Regions from separate parts of the Homo sapiens genome. Here regions 1 and 3 are each linked to region 2. A link is an interaction called in ENCODE POLR2A ChIA-PET data of the cell type or tissue named here. Cell type or tissue: CD4-positive, alpha-beta T cell. All regions are shown on one strand. Each heading gives the region's core, and the rest is flanking DNA. Links, peaks and the distances in the headings are about the cores only. Region 1 overlaps DOCK10 (dedicator of cytokinesis 10). Region 2 has its middle 12 kb from the start of DOCK10. Region 3 overlaps DOCK10 (dedicator of cytokinesis 10).

Evidence for each region. Peaks named below come from ENCODE experiments on the same cell type or tissue, not always from the same donor. Only the 100,000 strongest peaks of a DNase experiment are listed, where the experiment ranks them.
Region 1: POLR2A ChIA-PET joins it to region 2 with 6 read pairs; 8 of 35 experiments call an interaction of 5 or more read pairs at or near these places.
Region 3: POLR2A ChIA-PET joins it to region 2 with 6 read pairs; 5 of 35 experiments call an interaction of 5 or more read pairs at or near these places.

Annotation. Positions count from the first base shown.
Region 1 is chr2:224,950,917-224,955,916 of GRCh38, forward strand. The region is part of intron 1 of DOCK10 (dedicator of cytokinesis 10); the gene reads right to left. Among named protein-coding and RNA genes, the nearest start is that of MIR4439, 57 kb to the right of the region's middle. RefSeq lists a silencer at 2,556-2,605. In CD4-positive, alpha-beta T cell, for the core only: no CTCF peak of the experiment used is centred there; a DNase peak (open chromatin) is centred at 2,565; H3K27ac peaks cover 1,616 bases.
Region 2 is chr2:225,048,574-225,059,563 of GRCh38, forward strand. No RefSeq gene overlaps it. Among named protein-coding and RNA genes, the nearest start is that of DOCK10, 12 kb to the left of the region's middle. In CD4-positive, alpha-beta T cell, for the core only: no CTCF peak of the experiment used is centred there; a DNase peak (open chromatin) is centred at 4,318; H3K27ac peaks cover 2,902 bases.
Region 3 is chr2:224,983,916-224,988,915 of GRCh38, forward strand. The region is part of intron 1 of DOCK10 (dedicator of cytokinesis 10); the gene reads right to left. Among named protein-coding and RNA genes, the nearest start is that of MIR4439, 24 kb to the right of the region's middle. In CD4-positive, alpha-beta T cell, for the core only: no CTCF peak of the experiment used is centred there; DNase peaks (open chromatin) are centred at 906 and 2,746; H3K4me3 peaks cover 78 bases; H3K27ac peaks cover 3,192 bases.

The sequences.
Region 1 (5,000 bases), core at 1-5,000, 100 kb before region 2:
TTACGGAGCCATTACAGAGCCTCAATGTCCTGGACAGGTGAGGTTAAGGAAGGTGCTGCATGGCATCTGAACAGAGATGGATGTAGGGCCTGGCAATGTCTAAAAAGATTCAGTGTGAGAGATAGACAGGCTGAAAACTAAGGACCTTGCAGTTTTGGATCTAGACATACTTGTGCTTAAATCTTCAGCTGTCTATTAGATAACGTCCAGCAAGGTATTTGACTTATCTCTGCCTAACTTTTATATGTAAGAATAGAGCAATTAGTTTATAGCTTATAGGGTTGCTGTGAAACAATATATGTGAGTCCCTGGAGTTGTGAACAAAATATATATATGTGTATGTATAATGGCTAAGATTCCTATCTGTGTATATACATAAACTATTATTATTGAACATAATGGGTATTTGTCATTTCTTATGTAAGTATGTATTTATGTATATACATATATATGCATGCATATATGTACATACAAAACGCACAGTCTCACATATTCTTATATAAGAATTCAAAGTCTGGTCCCATGGTGTCCAGTCAGAAAGTAAGTTTGCCATTTTCAGTAGAGAAGAGGCTAGATGTTTGGAAATTAAGTAAGATGGGACACTTAACCATGATTTAGAGACATGGGAATTTGAATGCTAAAATGTCAGAAACCTAAGAAAAAGTTCTGGCAATCTGTATTAGTTTTCTATTGCCACTGTAACAAACTGCCACACATTTAGTGGCTTACATCAACCTCCATTTATGATCTGTTTTCATGGGTCAGAAATCTGCATTCAGTGCGGCTCAGCTGACTCTCTGCTTGGAGAACCACAAGACTTAAACCTAAGTGTCAACAGGGTGGTATCTCTTTCTGGAGGCTCCAGGGGAGAAGCTGTCTTCAGGCACATGCAAGGTTGTTGGCAAAATTTATTCCTTACAGTTGTAGGACTGAGGTGGCCATTTCTTTGCTGTCTGTCAGCCAGGGGTTATTCTTAGCTTTCAGAGGCCACCCACATCCCCTGACTCAAGGACCCTTTCTAAACCAGAAATAGCCAGCTGAATCACTCACACTTTGAATCTAACTTCTCCTTTTGCCTCATCTTCCTAACATATCTCTTCTTCTGTATCTCTCTGCTGTAGCCAGGGAAAAAAGCCTTGGCTTTCAGGGCCTCATGTGATCAGGCCAGGACAATCTGGAATCATTTCTCTACTTTAAGGCCACCTGATGATCAACCTTAATTTATGACTGCAAAGTCCCTTCACAGCTGTACGAAAATTCATGTTTGAATAATCAGGCAGTCTGGAGGGGACGTCTTTAAAATACAGTCTACTACGTCTTATTCTCGAATTTTGTATGCGTGTGTTTTAATTTTAACATCAAGGATGTACTGAGAAGAAGGTGTAGATGAGAAAGACACTTGGCCTTTGGTTGTGGTTTCCACTGACCACTGAGATCCAGGTTGCAATGGGACTAAGAAATGAGTGGGAGGAAATGGAAAATTGGCTTCTAGATCATTTACTGGAAAATACTGGCAGTGAAATACAGGTGAGAAGTCGAAATAAAGGTGAGAAGTCGAATGGCACAGGAGAGCTCAACAAAGTTGGAAGAAAGGAAGAAAAATAATGGTGGAGGAAAGGCAGCAAACAAAGTCAATATACTATGTGAAAGTCCTTTTTAAATGCTCAATTATGTTATTTTTTTTTTTTTTTTTTGAGACGGAGTCTTGCTCTGTCGCCCAGGCTGGAGTGCAGTGGCGGGATCTCGGCTCACTGCAAGCTCCGCCTCCCGGGTTCACGCCATTCTCCTGCCTCAGCCTCCCAAGTAGCTGGGACTACAGGCGCCCGCCACTACGCCCGGCTAATTTTTTGTATTTTTAGTAGAGACGGGGTTTCACCGTTTTAGCCGGGATGGTCTCGATCTCCTGACCTCGTGATCTGCCCGCCTCGGCCTCCCAAAGTGCTGGGATTACAGGCGTGAGCCACCGCGCCCGGCCTATGTTATGTTTTAACATGCTCAATTCTAACTATTTTCAGTTAGATAGGCTATCCAATCCGGAAATGGCATCATCACTGAATCTAAGCAACCGGGGGGCAGAAACCTGGCTTTCATTGACAATGCATTTGAATCCATTCCATTAAAATGGCCCCAAAAGTACCATTAGGAATTTAGAGTAACAGAAACATAGTGCTTAAGATTTAGACACATGTACATGATGACAGGATTCACAAGTCCTAAATTGAGCAATTGGTAAGGCACCTCCTATTCATTTCTTCCCACTTCAGTTATTACTTCCTTATTACATTTTATCTTTATTCCAAGTTTTTTAACCTGTTGAGCTTTTTGGCATTTGCCATTGATTACTTCTTCATTATCGCAGAATGCTTGGATAATTCATTTTATTTTTTTCTCTTCCATTTCCAGTAGATTTCCCCATTTGCCTGCAGGTTAGTTTGCTGCACAGCCTTTCTGTCATAGGAAAAACAAGACTGGTCCATGGTGCATCTGCAGGCTCAGCTCAACCAGTGTACACCCTGCTTAAAGGAAGTAAAGCAGCAAGTATCTACTTCCTCCTTCACTGTGGTCTCTCCTGAGCCTCAGCCCTGCAGAAGAGCTCTTAAAGTTAGTGGTACTCAGGCTCACTGCTTCCTGCTAGAAAGGTCAACCCAACTGAGCAGCTCCAAGTTACCAATGAGAGTAGACTTGTCTGGGGGAGTTTAAATGAACACGACAAAACCTCGTATTTCTAAACGTACAGTTTTCAAAGTGGACAATGTCTGTGAAATATAGGTTGGGGCAAAGGTAACTGCGGTTTTTGCGATTATTTTTAAAATAGTGGTTTTTTAAAATGGCGCTACTAAAAATGATGGCAAAACCCACAACTACCTTTGTGCCAATCTAATCGTATACAGTATTTAGAAATTTCTTGGAAAATAAAGGGTGCTGTGCACATGAGTGAGAATGTAGATGAGCCAACAATAACAGAGACTGCAGTTTGTGGGTGTGTGGTGCATGTGGGAGTCTGTGTGTGCAGAGTGTGTGTGTGTGTGTGATGCATGCTTATTGTGTGTGTGGGGTAGATGTTGTGCATTTGCTGTGTATGTCTGTACAGGTATATAGGCATAAAATTATCTTGATTGCATTAAAATAACATAGTACTCCAATTATAGCCTTTCAGACAGGTATAAAGTTGTAATATTTGTTCACAGTACTGAATTTCAATAGGTTAGAAGGTGAAAATTCTCATTTAGAGAATTCTCATCAAATCAGAATTTGATGGGAGAGGGGTTTGGGTAGGTAAGAAATTCATTTCTTACAGAGTTTACAGAGCCCATCTTAGAATCTAACAGCAAACAGTGAAGGAGTTATACTTTTTCAATAGTGGACTTCATCACTGGTCAGAGATATCCATTTCCAGAAAAAAATTATAGTCCAGAGATATGTATATATCTTACCAATAAGTATCTTAGTGTGATATTTAGAAAATAAAATACATTGATTTTAGGGTTTATTATTTTCTGAATTTCCTGTTGGGCATTTAGTTAATCACCCTTTTTGAAGTTTTTGATTTTTTTTTGCTAAAGGCATCCAACTGTCTTCGAGAAGTCATGTGTATTTTAATATTTCCAGCTTCAGCCTGCTCTGCTGTTGAAAATGGGAAATCTCTAAGGGACAAACATTTATTCTTATGGAGACAAAACTCTAACTCACATGCCCTTGCCTCCATCCTCAGAAGCCAGGGCATAACAATAATGACAATGACAACAACAAAAATACCACAGCTAGCTCATAGCATTTCTAAACATGTTTCATACAAATATATATGCCTGGATTGATACTGCTCTTTACAAAGGCATGCAGCTAATTCTCACCTAGAATACAGTGTTCTTTTCCTATTAAAAAGTAATCAACTCCAAAGCAATATATTTTTCATTATACTATTTTTCCTCTACCTTTTAAAGAAAATGAAAAGCATTCCGAGCTGAAGCAGATTTCTTCCACAAATGATCAGGTGAAGACACACAAATACAGCCTCCAAGAAGATGAGGCTGAGGAGATCTGAATCAATGCAGTTATCTTTTTATCTTATAGGGACTGTTTTCCAATTGCATTTTCCCTAGAGACAGAGGTATCCTGTCTGCTTGCTGGCTTGGAGCCTACTCCAGCTTCCCACTACTGGCAAAATTAACTACAGACCAATGTTATTTCCTTTAAAATAAAACAAGCACCTAAAATTGCCCTCCTGTAGCCATTCAAACTACTCATTACCTTGCTTTCAATATGAATGTCACTCACTGTTTAATAATTACCCTGAAAAGCACATTGTATGTAAGTTTTGTGGGGAGACTAAGGTCTTTCAAATCTGTAAAGCTCTAATGGAAAAATTGGTCAATTTATGGAATACCACCATTACATATGCTTTATTCTTGTGGCTGTCTTTTTACTGCAGAAGGATTTGTCTTTATAAATGGAAGGCAATAAAGCATTATTACCTAAGCAATTTTGAGAAGGAAACTAATTGTCATGTAAATGCCAATTGCTGAGTGTGAAGGCAACCAGATATCTAGACCAACAATTTATTGCTAGTGGATCAGATTGTTAGCCTAGGTACAATCCCTGTAACCCAGTCGACTCCACAAACCACTTATTTAATGGCACCGTAATGCATTTGTGTCTTTTAAGGCCTCCACCAGGAGATAAAGCTAATACAATACTTTGATTTAAGTGTTTAATGCCTTGCATTGTGGAAATTGGAGAATAATGGTAGGGTCTTGGGTTTGCAATCAAGAACTTTGTGTTTTGCAGATAACTAATTGTTGAATTTCCTTTATTTAGTTGTGCACACTGCAGTAAATTCTTGACATTTTGAAGTCCAGTAGTTAAGGTCCCCAATTAAAGGGCAAATTAACCTCTGGGTATGTGTTCTGCACCTCACTAGGTAAACAAGAAGAACTGAAATAGCAGAGAAACAAGAATTGGATACCTCTCATAAGGGCACCCATATGTATTTAATCTAGTTT
Region 2 (10,990 bases), core at 2,281-7,280:
GGCATTCTATCACTATTAGTCCACCAGAATCCTTGGGGCATAGTGCAAACAGAGGTACATGATTGAAAGAAAAGAATGACTATTTTTAACTGGCAACCAGTCTCTAGGTTCTCTATCCTACTTTGGCTTTTATTTGTAGTCTAGCCTAAGGGAATTAATGTCCCAGGATCTTTTTTTCCTCCATCTGTAAAAGTTACTCAGAGGCAGATTTTGGCTCCATATGAAGAAGGAAAAGATTAGTAAATATTAGATGGGAACATTTTTATTTCTTACGTGCATAATTAAACCCTTGTACTTACTTTATTTTTCCAGACATTTTAATGTTCTCCTCCATTTTTCCAGTGTGGTGATTACTCCTGATATCTACTAGTCTCACAGAAATAGAACTTGATATGTAAAAAAGTTCTATCATAATTATTTCTTTTGTTTCTTAAAGAGAGCAACATAAAAATAAATCTGTTGTCTAATATTTCATTGAGAATTTTGCATCTACACATATGAGTGACATTGGTCTACCTTTTTTATTTTTGGAACTAATGTGACATTTTGCCAGGGAGATTTTTCTGGCTTCCTTAATTAAATTGGAGAGCTTTCTGCCTCTTTCCATGGTCTACAGCAATTTAAATAACATTGGGCTTATTCGTTCTCCAATGGTTGGATACAATCCAGCTGTGGAACCATCTGGTTTTGGTACATTTTTTAATAGGAGATCTATAATCATTTTCAAATCCCTTGTATGGTAATTGGTCTATTCAAGATTTTTCACATCTTTTATTTCTTAATAATTTATATTTTACTAATAATATCATCCCATTTTTCTAGATTTTAGAAATGTTTGCCTTAGAATTGCATGTAACACTGAATGATATGTGTTCCCTTCTGTTATGTATTCTTTAAAATTTTATTATAAATATTTTAAACATGGCTAAAAAGTATTACAAAGAACACAATGAATACTCATAAATCCTCCAGGTATATTAAACTATTTTAAATTGGAGAAATCATGACCTTTCATCTCTACATAGCTCAGCATTTATCTCCAAAAAGTAAGAATATTCTCCTACATAACTGCAATATTATTTAACACATTGAATTCAACAACAATTCCTTCATTTTTTTTGTCATCCAGGTCATATTTGAATTTCTCCAATTGTCCCCCAAATAACTTTTTCTCAGCTGATTTGATCAATCTCAAATTTAATCTTGAAGATGCATTGCTTTGGTTGTCATGTCTCTTAAGACTTTAATTTGAAACCATTCTCCTCCCATTTTTGATAATGACTTTGACTTTTCGAAGAGACCAAGCCAGTTATTCCAAGTTTTGTTATCTTTTGCTAACATTTAATTTTTTGTTGTTGTTGTTTTTTTGAGATAGAGTCTCGCTCTGTTGCCCAGGCTGGAGTGCACTGACGCGAACTCGGCTCACTGCAACCTCCGCCTCCCAGGTTCAAGCGATTCTCCTGCCTCAGCCTCCTGAGTAGCTGAGATTACAGGTGCGCGCCATCATGCCCAGCTAATTTTTGTATTTTTAGTAGAGACACGGTTTTGCCATATTGGCCAGGCTTGTCTCAAACTCCTGACCTCGTGATCTGCCCACCTCAGCCTCCCAAAGTGCTAGGATTACAGGCGTGAGCCACCGTGCCAAGCCTAATTTGTTGCTTTTTATCTGAAGCCTTTTAAAATACATACTTTAAAAAAATTATTTTTTTTAAATTTGCACATAACAATTATACAATGCACTGTGATCAGATCAGGGTGATTAGCATATTCATTGTCTCAAACATTTGCCATTTCTTTGTGTTAAGAATAATCAATATTCTCTTTCTAGCTATTTGAAACTGTATAGTAACATTATTGTTAACTATAGTCATTCTACAGTGTTATGAAACACTAGAACTTATTCCTTTTATCTAGCTGTAATTTTCTATCCTTTAACAAATGACTCCCTTTCTCTCCTTCTCCCTACCCTTCCTAGCCTCTAGCATTTTTTGTTCTAATGAGATCAACTCTTTTAAGCTACCACATATGAGTGAGAACATGAGTGGTTTAATTTTCTGTTCCTGGCTTATTTCAGTTAACATAATATCTTCTAGTTCCATCCATGTTACCTTGAATGACAGGATTTTATTCTTTGTATGGCCGAATAGTATTCTATGGTGTATATATAGCACTTTTTCTTTATCCATTCATCTGTTGTCAGACACCTGGGTTGATTCCGTATCTTGGCTATTGTGAACAGTGTTGCAATAAACATGGGGGTACAAATGCTTTTCATATAATGATTTCCTTTCCTTTGGATAAATGCCTAGTAGTAGGATTGCTGGATCATACGGTAGTTCTATTTGTAGTTTTTGAGGAGCTTTTATACTCTTCTTCACAGGGCTTTATTACTTTACATTCTTAAACAACAATGTATAAGAGTTCACTTTTCTCCACATCCTTGCCAGCATTTGTTATTTTTTTGTCTTTTTGATAATAACCATACTAATTGGAGTGAGATGATACCTCATCGTGGTTTTGATTTGCATTTCCCTGATAATTAGTGGAGTTAAGTATTCTTTCATATATTTTTTGACCATACGTATGTCTTCTTTTGAGAAATGTCTGTTCAGATCATTTGCCCATGTTTTAAGTCAGATTATTTGTTTTTTGTTGTAGAAATGTTTGAATGCCTTGTATATTCTGGATTTAGCCCTCTGTTGGTTTGAGAACATTTTCTCCCAATCTGTAGGTTGTGTTTTCACTCTGTTGATTGTTTCCTTTGCTGTGCAGAAAGTTTTTAGATTTTAAAATCCTTCCTCAATTAGTGGCTAATCGCTTTTCTCATTCTTAATCTCGAATATTTTTACTTCCTCCTTTTTTCCTTAATTGGGTTCTCAAGAGGGATTATCTACTGTAGTAGTCTCCTCAAGGAACTTGTAGTTGTTTTATTAGTTTGACTTTGTACTGTTTATTTTTTTCATTAATAAGCTATTTTCTTAACCAAGAGAGGAATATCAGATGCTATAGAAGAAAATATAGTACTATTTAAATACATAAAATCTTAAATCTTCATTATGGCAATATTAATAAAATGCCAGTATATAAATGACATAATTTAGTACATGTTTGTAATACAAATAAACAAGAAAAGCCAATATCTCTATTATATAAAGATCTCTTACTAACGGACAAGAAAAATATAAAAAATGAGCAAATTAGTAAAAAAGAAAGTCTAATACAAAAAGCCAAATTAAAAGAAAACAGAATAAATCATGCTGCTATAAAGACACATGCACACGTATGTTTATTGTGGCACTATTCCAAATAGCAAAGACTTGGAACCAACCCAAATGTCCATCAATGATAGACTGGATTAAGAAAATGTGGCACATATACACCATGGAATACTATGCAGCCATAAAAAAGGATGAGTTCATGTCCTTTATAGGGACATGGATGAAGCTGGAAACCATCATTCTGAGCAAACTATCGCAAGGACAGAAAGCCAAACACCACATGTTCTCACTCATGGGTGGGAATTGAACAATGAGAACACATGGACACAGGGTACAGAACATCACACACTGGGGCCTGCTGGGGGGTGGGGAGATGGGGGAGGGATAGCATTAGGGGATATACCTAATGTAAAGGATGAGTTAACAGGTGCAGCATACCAACATGGCACATGTATACATATGTAACAAACCTTCATGTTGTGCACATGTACCCTAGAACTTAAAGTGAAAAAAAAAAAACAGAAAATCTCAATCTCAAATTCTGTGCCCATTTTAAATTGTATTGTCAGTCTTTTTCTTACTGGTTTTTTAAATTTAATTTGTATTTTTTGGATACAAGTATTTCATCAAATATATATGCATATATGATTTGTTGTTTTTAATATTGCACGTTGCTCAATAATTAGAAGTCATAGCATTATTTTGCTGTTTTCCTTACATATTCAGAGAACGTTATACCAAATGTATACTTATCAAATGTGATTGTTTATCTTTTAAAAGAGATAGAGGAAGCATTTTTCCTAATAGTCTCAGAAAGAAATACATTAACACTTCCAAAGTTTTAGATGAATGCTACAAAGTTTATAAGGCTTCTGAAGTTTTTCAAAACATTAATTTCATACCCTGATCAAGTGAGCTGAAGACAGTTGGAGAAAACATATTTTGGGTTTGTTTATGTACATGTATAATTGATTTAAAGAAACCATTTTTTTTTCCAGGAAATGTTTCTCTTAAAAAATATCTTTCAGTTGTCACAGCTCCCTTCCAGTCATGTGGTTTTTGTGTATACTTGTATTTGCACTAACCCATTTCCTGTGCATGGACTCTGCTTGCCTTTGCTCTTGCTGTGGTAAAAAGAAGTGAAATAGAAATATCACAGCATTGCCCAGAGCTCAGTTTTTGAAAGGGTGTAAGGCAGAGGAAGGAAAGCAATGCAAACTGTGCAGCATTTCTGAAGCCCAAAGCAAAAATGGCAGATTGACTGGTCTTGGGGATGTCTATTCAAATAAAAGCCAGTGGGTTTTTGTTCTTCCCCCCATGATCATTAGAATTTATTAATACAACTAGATTAGGGTTTTTTGTAGCTTTATCTTTTAGCAGTTTCTCATGTGTAGGCTTGAAAATGTGTTTCTGTTCTGAGCTAATCATGAATATTGTCCCCTTTCTCCTTATTTGTTGATTTGCTAGAGGGACAAAAAGAAGTAAAATAGCTATTTTTATTGAAATCTTAAAAGCAATGAGAGAGTCATTATCATGCAACTAGTCTAAAAATTCATAATAAAGTCAAAGTACTTTTTGTAGTTTTTAAAAAGGTGCTATTAGTGTCATCATGTGCACAAAGCTCCAAGCTGACATTAACAAGAGGCCTTCCTAACACTACCACACAGCCTGTTTGCTGTTACAGAAATGCTTAGACTGGAGCTACTTAAAAGCACCTGAGTATGAGTCCCAAGGCTCAATAAAATATTCGAGACCATCCTGGCCAATATGATGAAACGTCGTCTCTACTAAAAATACAAAAATTAGTCCGGTGGTGGCACACACCTTTAGTTCCAGCTACTCAAGGGGCTGAGGCAGGAGAATCACTTGAACTCAGGGGGAGGAGGCTGAAGTGAGCCGAGATCACGCCATTGTACTCCAGCCTGGGTTACCGAGCAAGACTCGTCTCAGAAAAAAAAAGAAAAAAATACACACAGACACACACACACACACACACACACACGTATATGTATTCCATACAGACATCAGGTTGGCACTACCCTTTTCTGCTTTTGTTTTCTTCTATATGTGTGTGTGTGTGTGTGTGTGTGTATATATATATATATTTTTTTTTTTAAATGGAGTTTCACTCTTGTCACCCAGGCTTGAGTGCAATGGGACAATCTTGGCTCACTGCAACCTCTGCCTTCTGGGTTCAAGCTATTTTCCTCCCTCAGCCTCCCTAGTAGCTGGGATTACAGGCACCTGCTACCACGCCTGCTAATTTTTGTATTTTTCATAGTGATGGGGTTTCATCATATCAGCCAGGCTGGTCTCGAACTCCTGACCTCAGGTGATCCACCTGCCTTAGCCTCCCAAAGTGTTGGGATTATAGGCGTGAGCGACTGTGCCTGGCCTTTGCTTCAATATTTATCCAACCAATTTTGATCAGTTGGATGACATTTACCTGTGAAAGTCAAACCTAGTAGTTAGTGTGTGAATCTACTTAATTGGCTTTAATTCAGTTGTTGGATGTATATTCTCTTGTTGAATTCACATTTTGGGCTGGGGTAGAGTGCCTGATGTATGATGCTAAGTCTGATTTTGAAAACTGCTGGGGCTATGCTTGCCTATGAGTGAATCAAAGCATTTCAGAGATTGTCAAAGCTGGAAGTGGGCCCAGCCCGGTGGCTCATGCCTGTACTCCCAGCACTTTGGGAGGCTGAAGTGGGGGAATCACTGGAGGTCAGGAGTTTGAGATCAGCCTGGCCAATATGGTGAAATCCCATTTATCTCTACTAAAAATACAAAAAAAATTAGCCGGGTATGGTAACAGGCGCCTCTAATCCCAGCTACTTGGGAAGCTGATGCAGGAGAATCACTTGAACCAAGGATGCAGAGGTTGCAGTGAGCCGAGATGGCGCCACTGCACTCCACTCCAGCCTGGCCCACACAGTGAGACTCCGTCTCAAAAAAAAAAAAAAAAAAAAAAAGCCGGAAGTGGCAGAGAAATTAAGCCATTTTGTTGTTGTTGTTGCTTTGCTTTGTTTTTATTGTTCCATTTTATAGGAAAGGAAGTAAAAACTCGAAAGCTAAGTGCTATATCTTAGATCAACTAGTTAGTGACAAAGCTGTTTTGTGGCAAAGGTAGAAATGCTACCAAGATGTACTAGTTTAGGGCTTAACCCAGTATACCATGAAGCCAGAAACATGAAGGGGAGGAAAGTTAAAGGCTAATAGCAGTGTTCTAGAAATACAGCACAGAACTGCTGGAGTCATCATCCTACCTACAAGGTCATGAATGGGACCAGGGAGGGACACCAATATCTGATATTTCCTTTTGTCTCATTTTTTTCCCCTGGCACTTCTCATATTTCAAGATTCAGATCTGAAACCATCTCCCTTAGGAGGTGTTTTCTCCTAGATCCATTCACATGCAAGTATAGCCCAAGCAGTTTTTTACCAGGAGACTCAGCAGTGTACATCTGTTAGATGCTCTCCTACATAATAAGATACTGTCTGTGTATTTTAGTTTTTTGTCCACTTGTCCTCTCTTCCATTAATAATAACTGCTATTAATCATTGAATACCTACCATGTACTAGACATTTTACCAAAATGTCTTTATAAAAGGTGAGTTGAGTTCTTGAAGAACCCTCCAAATTAGCTATGAGTATTTCTATTTTTACAGGTGAGGAAATGAGGTTTATACTAAGTGGTTTGACCAAGGTCATATCTAGTAAGCAGGAGAACCAAGATGAGAAATTGTATTTGTCAGGCTCCAAATCTCAAGTCATTTCTATGTGTTATACTGAATAAATTTAGGGTCTGATGACAGTGATAATGGATACTAGGTTTCCCTCATCATCCATCCCACTGCCCTTCTGACCTAGGGTAGTGAGGTTGGAAAGCTAAAACCCTACATTTCTCAAGCTCTCCTGAATCTAGGATTCTGAGTATGGTGTCAGGTCTGCCAAATAGAAGCACTTGTGTGGATTTGGAAGGCACACTGAAGTGCTAGCCACCCTCCAGCTGGGAAGCAAGGCAGGAAGGGATGTGAATGTTTAGAGGCAGTTTTGAAGTCCAAACTCAAAAATTCAGTGTGCTGTCACCAGCCATCAGGTTTAAGAGGCAGTTGAGGCAGTGACTGTGGTAGCAGCCACAGACACTTCCTGACATCTGAAACACAGTTATTATGAGGTGGACTCAGTAGTCCAGTAGGGGCCCCTGAGCGGGGGTTCATCTTGCCATTCCAATGATTTTATAAAAATACATTCTTGTATTAAATTGCTTGGCTTCAAATACCTAATGCTATACTACTATTTCAGATATCTATCATTACATAAAAAACCACTCCAAAACTCTGTGAAGCAAAACAAAGGTGATTCTGGGTTTGGTTGGAATCAGCTGGGCAGTTCTGACTCCCATGGTTTTCTGGGATCACTCATGTGACTACATTCAGCTAGGAGCTCTTTGAGGCTGGAACACCTAAGCCACTCTCACATGTCTGCAGAGGTGCCTTGGTACATTTCCTTATGGCCTCTCTTTCCACATGGCCTTTTGTCACTCAGTAGTTTGATCTGAGATTCCTTAGATGGTAGCTGGTTTTCAAGAAGGTGAAGCTTCCATGCCTCTGAAGGTCTAGATCTAGAAGTAATTCACTACATTCTTTTGGTCAAAGCAAGTTATGAGGCAAGCGCAGACCAAGACTCCATCTCCTGGTAGGAGGAGTGGTATGTATGTACCATAGTTACCACAAGGGCCAGATGTGAATCTAGGGAAGCAGGACCAGTGATTGGATACCCAAGTTAGACACAAGTTAACCTGCTTCTAAGCAGGATAAATACAAGTGAAAAATAGAAAAATCTGAGATCAACATGAACAAGAGAATGGATTTAGGTAGGAGGGAGTCTGTCCAAAGCTCTCATTCTCCCATTGTAATTCTGCACAGTGCATTTTATCATCTGTTTATGCAGCAAAATTTGTTTAGTATATAGTACTTGAATTAATCCATTCTAGTATAAATAAGTTCTACCTTCAAGGAGATAAATAAAAGAGTATGATACAATCTACAAACACATACAGTGACTCACTAGCTCTGCTAGGCAGTCAGGAAACCAGTCTAGGCAAGGTCACCCTTAAGGACGGGCTTCTTTCACTTAGTGAAATACATTTAAGCTTCTTTTATATCTGTTTAGGCTTGATAGCTCATTTCTTTTTAGAGCCAAATACAAAATATTATTGCATTGTATAGATGTACCACAGCTTAATTTATATATTTACCTACATTCACCAAAGACATCTTAGTTCAAGTTTTGGCAATTAAGAATAAACCTGCTATCATACACATCTGCATGCAGGATTTTGTTCGTATGTAAGTTTTCAATTTATTTGGTAAATAACAATTGAAGATAGTTTGACAATTTCTTACAAAATTGAGTATACTCCTACCATTCATCCAGCAATACATCCAGTAAATATCAAGGAGCATGATTGCTGGATGTATGGTAAAACATGTTTAGTTTTGTAAGAAATTGCCAAACTGTCTTCCAAAGTGGCTGAACCATTTTACATTCCCAACAGCAATAAATGAGAATTCCTTTTACTTCACATTCTTCCAGTATTTGGTGTTGTTCTTGTTAAATATTTTGCCCATTTTAAAATCAGGTTGTTCATTTACTTATGGTTGATCTTTATGAGTTATTCGTGTATTTTGGATAACAGACCTTTATCAGATAGCCTTTTGCAATTTTTTCTCCTAGAATGTAACTTGTCTTTTCATTCTCATTTTCTTGATAGTGTCTTTCATAGAAGAATTTTTTAAAAATTTTAAAAAGTTGCTATGATTTGATTGTGTTCCCCAGAGTCCATGTGTTGGAAAATCAATCCCAAATGAGAGATGGAACTTTCAAGAGGTGATTAATACCGTTGTTGTGGGAGTGGGTTAGTAATCTTGAGAGTGGGTTACCAATAAAATAATGAGTTAGGCCTCTTCTCTCTTGTGCATGCTGTCTTGCCCTTCTACCTTCCTCTACGGGATAATGCAGCAAGAAGGGCTTTGCCAGATGCAGTCCCTTCTACCCTGGACTCCCCAGCCTCCTGAACTGTAAGAAATAAATCTCTGTTCTTTATAAATTACTCAATTTCAGGTATTCTGTTATAGCAGCACATGTTGGAATGAGATAGAAGTTCAACTTATCAATTGTTTCTTTCATGAATTATGTTTTTGGTATTTTATCTAAAAACTTATCATCAAATTCAAAGTCGTCTAGATTTTCTCCGATGTTATCTTCTAGAAGTTTTATAGTTTGCACTTGGCAATTAGGTCTATGACACATTTTGATTTAATTTTTGTGAAAGGTATAACACCTGTGTTTAGAATTTTATTTTTGTTTGCATGTGGATATTCAGCTGTTTCAGCACCATTTCTTTAAAAGGCTATCTTTTTTCCATTGAATTGCCTTTGCCCCTTTGTCAAAAATCAGTTGACTATATTGTGTGGGTCTATTTCTGGGCTGTCTCTTTTGTTCTGTTGAATTATTTGTTTATTTGTTCACCAATGCAATACAGTCTTCATTATTGCATCTTTATAGTAAGTCTTAAAGTTAGGTAGCATCAGTCCTCTGACTTTGTTTCCCTCTTTCAATATTGCATTGGCTATTATGATTATTTCTTTTGCTTTCCCATATAAACTTTAGAATTAGTTTGTCAATATTCATTAAGTAACTTGTTGGGGCTTTCATTAGGGTTGAGATGAATCTATAGATTAAATTGAGAAGAACTGACATCTCGCCAATATTGACTCTTCCTATCCATGAATGTAAAATATGTCTTCACTTATTTAATTATCTGAGTTATTTCATCAGGATTTGGTAGCTTTTCTTGTACAAATTTTATTCATACTTTGCCAGATATAAATCTAAATATCTCATTTTTGTGAGTGCTAATGTAAATGATAGTATGTTTTTAATGTGAAATTCTAATTGTTCCTTGTTGGTATATAGGAAAATGATTGGCTTCTGTAAATTAACCTAATATCCTGTAACCTTGCTATAATTACTTATTGCTTCCAGGAGATTGTTTTTATCAATTCTTTTGGATTTTCTACATAGATGATTATGTCATTTGTGAAAAAAGACATTCTATTTCTTCCTTCCCAATCTGTATACCTTTTATTTACTCTTCTTGTCTTACTGCGTTGGTTAGGACTTACAGTACAAGGTTAAAAAGGAATGGTGAAAGGAGACATCCTTGCCTTGACCCTGATTTTAAAGGGATAGCTTCTAGTTTCTCACTAGTATGCTAGTTGTACTTTTTTGTAGATATTCTAACAAGTCAAGGAAGTTCTCCTCTATTCCTTTTTTGCTGAGAGTTTTTATCATGAATCTGTGTTGGATTTTTTCAAATGCTTTCTCTGCATCTGTTGATATGATCATGTGGATTTTGCTCTTTAACCTGCTGAAGTTATGATTACATTAATTGATCTTCAAATGTTTAACCAGCCTTGGGATGATAAAATCCCTGGAATAAATCCCACTTGGTCATGGTATATAATTCTTTTTTACATTTGGATTAGATTTGCTAATATTTTGTTGAGAAGCTTTACACCTATGTTCATGAGAGATATTGGTCTGCAGTATTCTTTTCTTGTAATGTCTTTGTTTGGTTTTGATATTACGATAATGCTAGCCTCATAGAATGAGTTAGGATGTGTTCTTTGCTTCTATCTTCCAAAAAAAAAAATTGCGTAGAATCAGTACAATTTCTTAAATGTTTGACAGGATTCACCAGTAA
Region 3 (5,000 bases), core at 1-5,000, 67 kb before region 2:
TAAACAACTAGGGCATTTACTGAAGAGAGGCTACGACTTAGCCTGTCTGGCTTGTGTGTATTGAATATCTATATCTAATGGTGTCCACTTGAGACAAAGGGCAGAGTGGGCTCCTCTGTTTGTGAATGTGTCTTTTCAAATAGGACAGTTCCTCTGGGCTCCCTGTATGGCAGTGCCCACCCCCACCCACTTACTCCCATCCCCCAGGACATATCTCTCTCCAATCACTTCCGTAGGTTGTGATCATCTGCTCATGGCTGCGTAGTTTGCAGGCAGCAAGCTGCTAGCTGGAAACGCTTAAATAGTAAACCAGCCCCAGTTAGAAACTGGAGAGAGAAGACAGATCCCTCCGCTATCCACCATGGGCTTGGCAGGCACGATGCACTTCACATCCTAAACTCCTCTCTAACCATCTCTCTCTAAATCTGGCTGACCTCTGCGGTGGCTTTTGGAATCAGATGTTTTGGCAGATGCCAAAGTCTTTAGGGAGACAAATGAGATGCTTTCTAGCTATTACAGTCCCGCCTTTATCGATCCCCTCTGCCTCTGAGGAATTCACCCCTATTATTGACGGGCTGCTGACAGGCTCTGAATATTCTCTCTCTCATTCTGTCTCCTCTCTCTGTTAGCCTCTGTTATCAAGCTAAAGGAATGTCCAAGGATTAGTTTCTTTGGAATTCAATACACACAACCATTATCCAGTGGACAAGAAATAAAAAAGATGAAACGCAGGAAAGAAGAGTTGAGTATGTTCTCCAACATTTTCTCATGAAAGATTCCAAACATGTAGGAAAGTTGCAAGAAAGGGTTTGGGTTCTGAGCTCTATGTTTTACATAGCAAATTAAGCTAGAGATTGGGTTGGGTTGTGGGAGACACAGAAACCTACCCAGAGGCCATGTTTCTGTCATATGACACACAGGAAACTTTTTTTTTTTTTTTTTTTGAGGTTGAGTTTCGCTCTATCGCCCAGGCTGGAGTACAGTGGCAGGATCTTGGCTCACTGCAACCTCGGCCTCCCAGGTTCAAGTGATTCTCGTGCCTCAGCCTCCTGAGTGGCTAGGACTATAGGTGTGCACCACCACACCTGGCTAATTTTTGATAAGCAGGAAATATTTTAAGATTAGGTATAAACTCTTCAGCAGGTGTCTGCTATTTTTATTTGAACTATTAATAAGATGAATCATTAATTTGGCCTCCAAACATCAAATGTGCACGGCCTTACTAATAAATGACCTTTGGAGATTCTTGTTCACTCTCTTGTCTGCCTTCTTCCCCTAGTAGGGTCTTATCTTATGATTCAATAAGGTATTTATTAAACCTAAAATGCTAGAAACAAGATTTTTAAAGTAATTGTCTTAGATTAGGAAATAATGTCACTAACAATTCGTAAGGCTAAATTTTCCAAAGAAGTGTTGGAAGCTAGATTTCATCCTGGGTCATTAATTATATATTATATTATATCATATTATTGTATGTTATTTCATATATAAAAATTTATTCAGCACTTATGAAATCTTAAATTTGTGTACAATAAAAAATGTTCTTGTTTCAAAGCAGAGATAGCCGTGTTGTGTAGACTGTAGTAGCCTTAATGCTCATAGGAAATGGAAGGAAGGATGGAGGGAGATGTTTTTAACATCTTATTGACCAGGGAGAAAGACATGTAGGAAGAAAAAGTAAGGCATTTCAAGAGAGTAAAAGGAGGTTAAGGAGGAAAAAAAAAAAGAGAAAAACGAATGAAGGGACTAACAAAAACCACCAAAATCGTACTGAATCCTAGGAGGATACTGGACTCTGCCTCAGGGGTCCACCTACCCAGCTGTAGACTGCCCATCCTTCTTCAACAAATCTTGACTAATGAATTTAGTTTTCAGAGCACTTTTCTAAAATCTTTTGGCCTAAGAATGATTTGGCTGTACATGTTGATATATCCACCACTGGGATAATATGTCCAAAGACCTTTTTACAATGGGCAAGGAAATACACATTTAATTTAAATAAATAATGTCCATTGAAAGTGTTGGACCTTCCCAGCTTTGTTAAATTATGTAAGAGCCGTGTGTCTAAATCTATATATCTAATCTATTGCAAAATACCTACGTCTGTTTTGACCGTGTCAAATTGGACTGTGCTTTGGCATGATGGAGGTGAAGCCCACATTCTTCTCCTCCCCAAAAGACCTGGTGCATCTGAGTCTTCTGACACATAATGCTGACCTTGGATGGGGAGAGGTTTTCTGCTATCCTCTATAAGGCATCAAGTACACGGAAAACTACTGCTGCTAACAGATGCTTGTCTTGTAAAAACAAAGATGAGCTTAGATAAAATATTTGAGAAATAAAAAATTGAGAAATGAAGCCTAACAAAATCAGCCTCAAGGGCTTTTTGGATATCCCTGATGCTATGCAGCTTGGTTTCATTGCTTCACACACTGTGAGTTTCTGGTGGGTCCATTTCAGGATCCTAATAAGGTCATGATCAGAACTTATTTATAAAGATAAATTTATGGAAAGGCTAAGAGTTTAAGGGTAGAATTATGTCCCCCCAAAATTCATATGTTGGAACCCTGAGCGCCAATGTGACTCTGTTTTGAGATAGAGCTTCTAAGAAAGTAATAAGGTTTCATGAGGTCATAAGGGTGGGGCCTTCATCCTCTAGAACTAATGTCCTTATAAGAAGAGGAATAAACACCAGCTCTCTCTCTCTCTCTCTCTGTCTTCATGTGTGCACAAGGGAAAGGCCATATGAAGCCACAGTGAGAAGGTGCTATTTGCAAGATAGGAAGAGAGTCTTCACCAGAAAACAACCCTAAGAGCACCTTGATCTTCAACTTCCAGCCTCTAAAGCTGTGAGAAGATGAGTTTCTATTGTTTAAACCACCTAGTCTGTGGTGTTTTGCTAGAGCAGCCCTAGTACCCTAGCAGGCCAATACAAGGACCTTGCCTGGGAAAACCATATTCTAACAGTGAAGCCTCAAGGGAATCATCACCTCCTCGGAGAAAGGCTCTTAATTCCCCCAGGTTGAATTAACCCCCGCCTTCCTCCCTGCTTCCAAAACACAAATGTTCAGGAGTCACCTTTGAAGTATCTTTTTGCTGCACCTGCCTGCCCTCTGGCCAGCAGAACATGGTTTCCGCATTTGGAGTCTGGAGGCCCTGACTTCTAGCTCAAGGTGGTGCGTGGAGTACATTTTTTTAGCTATCTCTTTCCCCAAATCCAAGTGAAATGACAACAAAGCAGTATAAAGGCAATATATTGATTACAACAAAATGAGAAAAGGTGGGAAACTTTTTCAGCAAAGAGAATTTTTGAGCATCTCTGAAGAATGAAAAGTGAATTTGATCACATTGATTAATAACTAAAAATGAAGTATTTAGGAACAATTTACAGGCACAGCAAGAGGATACAGCAGATGGCAGCCATTGCTCACAACAGGGCCCAAAAGGGGCTCCAAGCTCTAGAAAGTAGGGGCTGAATGTGAGAAAGTAACTGGATAACTGCCCTTGGACCCTGTTCTCAGCACAGATAAAACACTAGAGCACCTGTCACCAAATACCCCAAGAAGGGCAAATACTTCCAGAATACCTAGCATAGGTGTCAGCACCTCAGTGGAACCCCTCACTATTTTGGCTTTGGCCAGTGGGGATGGGGTGTATATCTAGTTGGCCTGCCAGACTGGCTTACATATCTGGAAATGAAGACTGCAGTTGGTGCACCAGTCAACCTAACAGCTTGTCCACAGGTCAGTCTGACCAAGTGAAGGAGAGGATTCAAATGTTCCTTCTCTCCCTGATCCCAGGGCCAGAAGGCAGAGTATTCTAGCTCCCCAAACTAAGTAGACCTCTCTTAGTTTGGGTTAATTTACAGTGAGACTGACAGAACCTACAGTCAATATGGACTGAGCATCCTGGTTCAAGTCTAATTTGATGCTTGTCCAAATGACAGCCTGGTGGAAGAGGTGGCCAGCAGAGCACAGTAGAAAAGCTCACAGCGAGCTTCAGAGTCAGCCTGACTCATACGAGTCACCTAACCTCTCTAAGCCTCAATAGTATCTGCGGTAAAATGGAGATCATCCTTTACACTTTCAGGATATTGGTGGGAAGAGATTAACTGCAAAGACCAACATAGAGCCTGGCCCATAATTATTCAGTGAACAAGCGTGATGCTGCCTCTGCTAGGGTGATAACAGAGGCTTGGTCTCTTCCCTCTCAGCTTCCAGGATCAGCTTAAAGGTGATACTGCCCTGGAAAAGCCTCCCCTAACGGGCATTGCTTCACAGCCCTGAACCTCAGTCCTTATCACGGTACCCTGTAGGTTTCCTTTCTAACACACCCCTGTAATTACATCCTGATTGATTTAGATTTTAAATTGTCTTCCCTCTCTGTAAGACACAGGATTGTGCTTACCTTGTTTGCTATATATCCAGCACCCACCTTGGAGTACATGCTCAATGAATAATAATCATGATGATGATACCCCTAAGAAAGCAAGCCCTTATAGCACTCGCCATGTGCCAGGCACAGTGCTAATGAATATTTATGCATCGGGATACATGTACACCTCCCTCTATGAGGCAGTGCTGTGATCATCCCTGTTTTACTGTTGAGGAAACTGAGGCACAGAGAAATTAAGTGATTCCCTCAGAGAATCACAGCTAGTAAGTGGCAGAATCAGAATTAGAACTGGCATGTGGCAGGCGGTAGTGAGGCAACCCTGGAAAATTCCCTTTGAGAGCTGGTCTGTCCCTCACAGGAAAGTCTGTGACTTTTTCTTGGATGACAGTTTCAGAAACCAGCTAACAATTGAGCAGATTGTTTTAAGGTGATGATTTAAATTGCATTTTGGTAGGAATTGAAACCAGTCTTTAATGAATTTGATAAACGAATTTTTTTAAGGTGCTGTGTTTACTGTGTGAAGTGTTCACTGGCAGCAGTGACTTAACTGCCTAAATTGGCTGTCAAAGCATATATTTAGAATACAGAAACGTAATGGGCTCCCT